Linked DNA regions of Homo sapiens: region 1 is linked to region 2. Evidence: read pairs that join two places in POLR2A ChIA-PET (ENCODE). Cell type or tissue: Panc1. All regions are shown on one strand. Links, peaks and the distances in the headings refer to the core of each region. The heading gives the core; the rest is flanking DNA.

Region 1 (3,044 bases), core at 313-2,812, 250 kb before region 2:
AGCTAAGTTGATGCAATAAAATAGCTATAATATTATTAAATAAATATTCAAACCCTACCAACAAAAATGTGTACCTTTCTCTCTGTCTTCAAGAAAGTAACTTAGAATGGATAATAAATTCTGCTCCAATAACATCATTTTTTGCCACTTTTGTCTTTCTACCATTCTTTATAGAATATTAACAGATTTAAACTGTGGGAGTCATGAACTCCAGCCAATGTATTTTTTCAATGGGAAGCAGGGGCCCAGATAGGTTATGTGAGTTACCAGAGAGCAGACTTATTAATGTATTAGAGTTAAGCTAAAACTTCTGGTCTCCTTTTTCCTAGATGTCTTTCCTCCCTGCCAATCTACTTTATTACTTCCGTCAAACCTGGGTTCAGTTCTGTTTAAGTAAGTCTTCCCTAATTAATTCTGGTCCCTGACCACTTTTTTGTCCAATATTGCTTTAAATATTTAGACCTTATGGTTATGTTATAAATTCTACACAAACAGATGTTAAACAAATCAGTTTTACTAAATAGCTCTGCTTTTTAAAAGCATAAATGCTGTTTCTCCCAAAGAGCAAATCTTTTTTACCTCAAGTAATTTGTAATAATAGTTCCATTTTATTTGGCAAAAGGGCATGCTGACAGAATTCTATACAATAAGTGGAAAAACAGAAATTTGCTAATGAAAATTTTTCCAGGTTTAGAATGTAAATAATAATGCATTTTCGCCTATGAATTAGGGTGACTGATAACCCTGTTGATACCAGGAATTTGTTACATTTCACTGCCGTATTCATGGATCGCATGTTAGCTTGTGTCTGCAGGTGTTTCTATTGGAATAAATAATAGTTTGCACTTTAACTGAAACATTATTTCATGATAAACTAAAGGAATTCAAAGCACTAATCACATCAACAAATTATGCAGAAATAACAGCCTCCATGTGAAATATAAGGGTCATTCAAAATATGAGATAATTTCATGAAAATAAACAGTTTTTCTATTTATTTGCTACAGTGGAAGATGGCAGATGGGTTAACTAAATCCAGATTGTCTTTTGCTACAGGTATAATAGACATGAATTGAGCTGAGGATGCTAAAGAGTATTTAATGTGTTACACAGGAAGTACCATGATGTCGCTTGATGCATTCTGTCTACCAAAGACAGAATCTAACTGCAAATAGTGAGAAATAATGCATTAGGCAAAGAAAACACGGTATTTATGCTCCTGTGAGGATCAAGTTTAAGAAAAGATTAAAATGCTATCATCTAGATAAGCAAGTAGAACAAGATGCAGTATTTTGCAGAATATGTTGAAGGAAAGCAAAATATCTGCAAGACTATTTACAAAAAGTACTTTGAGTGTGTGCTGAAAGAAAGACAAAAAGCTATCTGCAAATAATGGTGAGAACTTTAAAATGAGCCAGATGCATTCTGCCACAGAACTGCCTCAGACAGGAAACCTCCATGGCTCACCCAGAAGAAGGCCAATAGAACTGTACAGGACACCAGATTCAATTAGGGAGAATTACCAGATTCTTGCTGCAAGTTTATCTTGTGATCTTTAATATTTAAATATATAAATATGTAAGTTAATGAATTGAAAAAATTCCCTGCCAGAGCTTGACAAACTAGCACCGATAAGACAGGGATATAAATATATGATATCATCTATTCTCCCACCTCCTCTGTGCAGTAAGTTTTAGAATAATGACATGCATGTCCTGTCTATAATAAGATAGAGAAAACTTTATTTTCTTAACCAATAACCAGGCTCTCCAATTTTAAGTCCTAAAGTTTACCTCTGAAAGAAGGAGGTCACAGCTAGATTTGTTTTTTTAACTCCTAGATTAAAATGTGTATTAATTTCTTAAAGCTGCCCTAACAAAACCCCACACACTGGGTGGCTTATAACAACAGCAATGTATTCTTTTACAATTCTGGAGGCTAGACATTTGATCAAGTTTTGGCAGTGTCTTCCTGTCTCTGAAGCCTCTAGGGGAGGGTCCTTTCTTCTCTCTTCTTTCTCCTGGTAGTTGCTGGCAATTCTTGGGTTGCCTCCTAGTAGTCCTGAGCCTGATTGGCTGATCGTTCCAGATCGGTTCCTTCTAGTTCTGAGTTGAGATCACCAGTGCATTTTTTATGCACAACTTTGGTTTTACCTCTGCCCTGTGTTTTATCTTGAGGTTAATTGCTTTTGAGAATAAAACCATAAGCCATCAAGACAGAGCACAGCTGGGTTAGAATGAATTCCTTCCAGCAGTAATTTACCTACCTGATGCTTGACAGGGATATTTGCCCAATTGAAACATTTCTGTTATTCCCCACTCTCTTTCTTCTCTGCTTTCTGATTTGCATTGTAACCCTAGAAGCATCACAATTGGCCCTCCTTTCCAAGTCACAAACTGAAAAATCTTTCAATGAGAGTCTTGAATTTCAGAGACATCAACAGTTTGCACTTGGTTCTCAGAGCTGATGAATAACGGAACCTTTGGAAGTAGAGTCCATCAGTTTCTCTCAGCTGCTAGCCTGAAATTCTAGGGTTACTGAGAGAAGAACAGTGGTTCAAATATTGTGCATAAGTATGTCTCAGCATGCTCCATTCTGGTACCACAGTTCCAAATTTCTAATTCTGTGAATTGATCTGGAGATTTTAAGGAAAATCTGCTTCCCATCCTGCCCATCCTATATCCCCTGTTTCTTTCTACTCCCACCTGGAAAACTTTCTTCCTCCAGTAACACCAGCGACATTTGGTTTCTGCCTACTGACTGCCAAGCACAAGTGTGCCTTGTGCTTTGTGTAGAGGTAGGTATTATTTCTATTTTACATGAGGAAACTGCAGTTATTAACTCAATCTGGCTGTCTCCAAAACCCCATGCTTCTACTTCATCATGCTGTATGAGTCTCCTGTTTATTTTGTTTGTTTGTTTGTTTACTTGATCCCTTAAAAATGTTTTTTGTTAGATATTTATTTCAAGTTTCAAAAATAATACATACTCACACGGAGAAGCTGACCAAAATAAAGTCCCAAATCTCCCTGGCACCTGCTCTT
Region 2 (3,044 bases), core at 176-2,675:
AGATGGACCCCAAACCACAACTTGGTTCCCATACCACTCCTCAACTACCATGCACCAGAAGGAAAATAAAATGACTTATTCACAAAGTATTTCTCACTACTGGAATTATGTGCTAGTACTGCCAGTGGCACTGGAAGTGTTTAGGCAGGTTTATGCTGAGTAATATGTTTAGGTGGTGCATGTATTCTAATTCAGAGTTTTGCCCATATTAAGATAAACTTCCTGTACCTATTGACACTGAATAACAGAGATCTATTTAATCTGGCTTCACCTCCAAGCTAAACAAGTTTTGAAGAAATACTACAGAGAGAAATTGGGTTTGGATTTTGTAGGAGGCTTATATTTTGGTTGTAAGAAGAATGGTGTTCTTAAGCTAGATCTACTCTGAAAGTTTATGATTGTACTTCAGGTATTAGACTTCCTAGAAACTGTAGTTAGAAAAAATTAAAGATCTAACTCTCTAGTATGCTTCTATACTCAGTGGCTTCTTGGCACTGCTTGGCACGATCTTATCAAAAAATGTAACGATGTGGTGAAGAGTTCTACTAAAGACAGGAGACCATTATTTCTGCGTTTTCATACTCTTTATTGCCAACGGTTTAAAATGGTCAACATAAAAAAAAAGACATTTTGATAATAAATACTGCTCTTTGGGCTGTAATAAATAAAAAGTTTATTAACAAGGAATGCACTTTTCCAGCCACAAGTATCTTCAAAAATTAATGAAAAAAAATTATATATGGCCATAGTTCACAGTTACGCAGCCAAAAGCTGCTCCAATTACAGCCTTTAAACAACATGGGAGCTTCCTCCCTTCTCCCTCCCCTTCAGGAAGTATATTCACAGTTCCAAAGTCCTCTGGCTGAAATGCTCTCAACAGAGAGAATTTAAGAATCAATGCACCTTTCTGCAAAATTGTCTGAAAAACCTTTTAAAACAGGTATCTCAAGGAAAACTGCATTCTGGTTCACTCTTGGATTGTCCAAAGTCAAGAACTGTATGCCTTAGCCTGTTCTGGTTCCAACCAGTCCAGCAGGCCACAGGGGAATTGTTTTCGTACCACCACATGTCCATCTTCTTCAACATACTCTAGATCATTCTTTTGGCTTCCCTGTAGATCTCACAGTGGAAAAGAGGAGTCCCATAGGGTCCATTCGAAAAGTCTTTCAGTTACATCTTTGTAAGAGCATGTTCAGGGCATATTCCATTCGATTTTTTAATTCTGATGAACAGCCAGACATCAGCAGAGTTGTCAGCCTGAAAGTTGTAGATATCCTATCCTCATTGATGTAGGTGAGAAGGTATTCTTCATTTTGGCTACAGATGATGATTTTTGTATGATCATGGTAGAAATTCACCTTAAAAAATAAACATAGACATTAGATCTCTCAAAATATTCGAGAATTAGAAAAGTTCAGTCAATCACTAAACTGTCTAGGTACAAATCTTTCTGTTTAGGACCTAAACGTGCACTTTCCTGAAGAGTTCATTTACCTGAAAGGTGCCATCATTAAAGAGCATCATTAGGGCCTTATCAGATTTTAGCCACTGAAGGAGGTAGAGCCGAGGTCTTCGAATATCAGTAACACTAGGCAGATCTCCACCCTGGAAGAGATTAGGAGAGTGAGTTAGTGCCTACAAAGATTTTGTAGCATGCACTCTATTATTATTCTAAGAAAATCCTCTCAAACTTAAGCAAGCATCAGAATGGCTTTGGAAATCCCTGCCTCCACCTCCCGGAGATTCTGATTCAGTACACCAACGGTAGGTCAGGAGAATCTGTTTCTAACAAGCTTCAAAGTGATGCAGACACTACTGCTTTGTGGCCTACACTTCAAATGTCACCACTCTAAAGCCACAGTACTTACATCCATGAGGTTCTCCTCCATGTAATGAGAAAAGTATTTCAGCACCGTCACTTGACTAATAAATTGCTCAGGAGCATCTGTTGCTGGGAAAACTGAGCATTGGCCAAGCTCTGCGTAATAGTGAACTGTTCTATAAAAACAGGAACGAAAGGGAGAGAAGAGGAAAAAAAAATAGAAGCAGTTAATCATTGTTTTTAGATTTCTTTAGTGCAAGACTAGAGAACTGACAGGATTTCATTAATTGATACACTTACTTTTTGTCTGGAAGGAGGCTCATGTGAGCACCATTGTTGAAAAGGACACCGACGGTGTGGTCTGAGAGCTGGTACCCAAAGCCATATTTGTTAGAGTAATCAACCCATTTGGTGACCCACTGAAATGATGTGCTCAGCTGCTCTTTGGGAATGCAATCAGCTTCCGGCATGTTTTCCAGACATCCCCGAAGAACCCTTGCCACTGTGTCTGCAACACTTCCCATGGTACTGTCTTCAAGGCCTGAAAAGTCAGACAGAAATGTTTCAAGTTATACAATATTTTAGCAATAAAACCTCAGGCTTTGGTAGATGCTAAGTTTCACTCCATTAATTCGAAAGACATAGAACTCAAGATTATTTTCCAATTCCTGTAATCTTACTACTTCTATGTTAAATTAAGCTACAAAGTAAATTGACTTAAATTATTATGTATTTAGCACTGGCATTTCGAGTTTCATTATTTAAAATACGATTGACAACCACTTACATTCACTGCTGCTGCTACAGCTGCCAAGAGTCCCTCTGACTATCATCCGAATAGCATCCCCAATCTGCTGCTTGTTTTCTACTGCGGGTGTTCCAGACCTGGCAACTGTGGTGGTAGGTGGCTGGAGCTCCTTAGAAGAGAGAAGATTTATGCAATGAGTCAAGCATCTAAATTCATTTAAGGGTGAGAATTCCAGATTAAGATGAGAGTGAGGCAATTGCTGGGAAAGCTCATCAAAAAGCAATGGACACAAGCCAGATAAAAGATAACGCAGTAAACTCACTTGCATGCACTGTAAAACTAAAAGACTTCCTTTTAGTTTTAACTTCCCTTTCAAAGGGTTTGAAGAAAAACTTTAAGTAAATATGACATATTTGAACCATGATAATCATAGTCCAAGTGCTAATTAATAAAGAGTGGAAATAACGTAAAGCG

The links. ChIA-PET counts read pairs that join two places held together with the same protein. Peaks named below come from ENCODE experiments on the same cell type or tissue, not always from the same donor. Only the 100,000 strongest peaks of a DNase experiment are listed, where the experiment ranks them.
Region 1: POLR2A ChIA-PET joins it to region 2 with 5 read pairs; 2 of 35 experiments call an interaction of 5 or more read pairs at or near these places.

The regions. Positions count from the first base shown.
Region 1 is chr5:58,205,719-58,208,762 of GRCh38, forward strand. All of the region lies in intron 2 of LOC105378983 (a long non-coding RNA gene), which reads right to left. Among named protein-coding and RNA genes, the nearest start is that of LINC02101, 85 kb to the left of the region's middle. In Panc1, for the core only: no CTCF peak of the experiment used is centred there; no DNase peak of the experiment used is centred there; H3K27ac peaks cover 1,229 bases.
Region 2 is chr5:58,453,417-58,456,460 of GRCh38, forward strand. It overlaps PLK2 (polo like kinase 2), which reads right to left. Exons shown (of 14, transcript NM_006622.4): 10 at 2,610-2,739; 11 at 2,123-2,363; 12 at 1,869-1,998; 13 at 1,495-1,605; 14 at 566-1,358. The coding sequence ends at 1,167. Among named protein-coding and RNA genes, the nearest start is that of PLK2, 5.1 kb to the right of the region's middle. RefSeq lists an enhancer at 2,815-3,044. In Panc1, for the core only: no CTCF peak of the experiment used is centred there; no DNase peak of the experiment used is centred there; H3K4me3 peaks cover 2,500 bases; H3K27ac peaks cover 2,500 bases.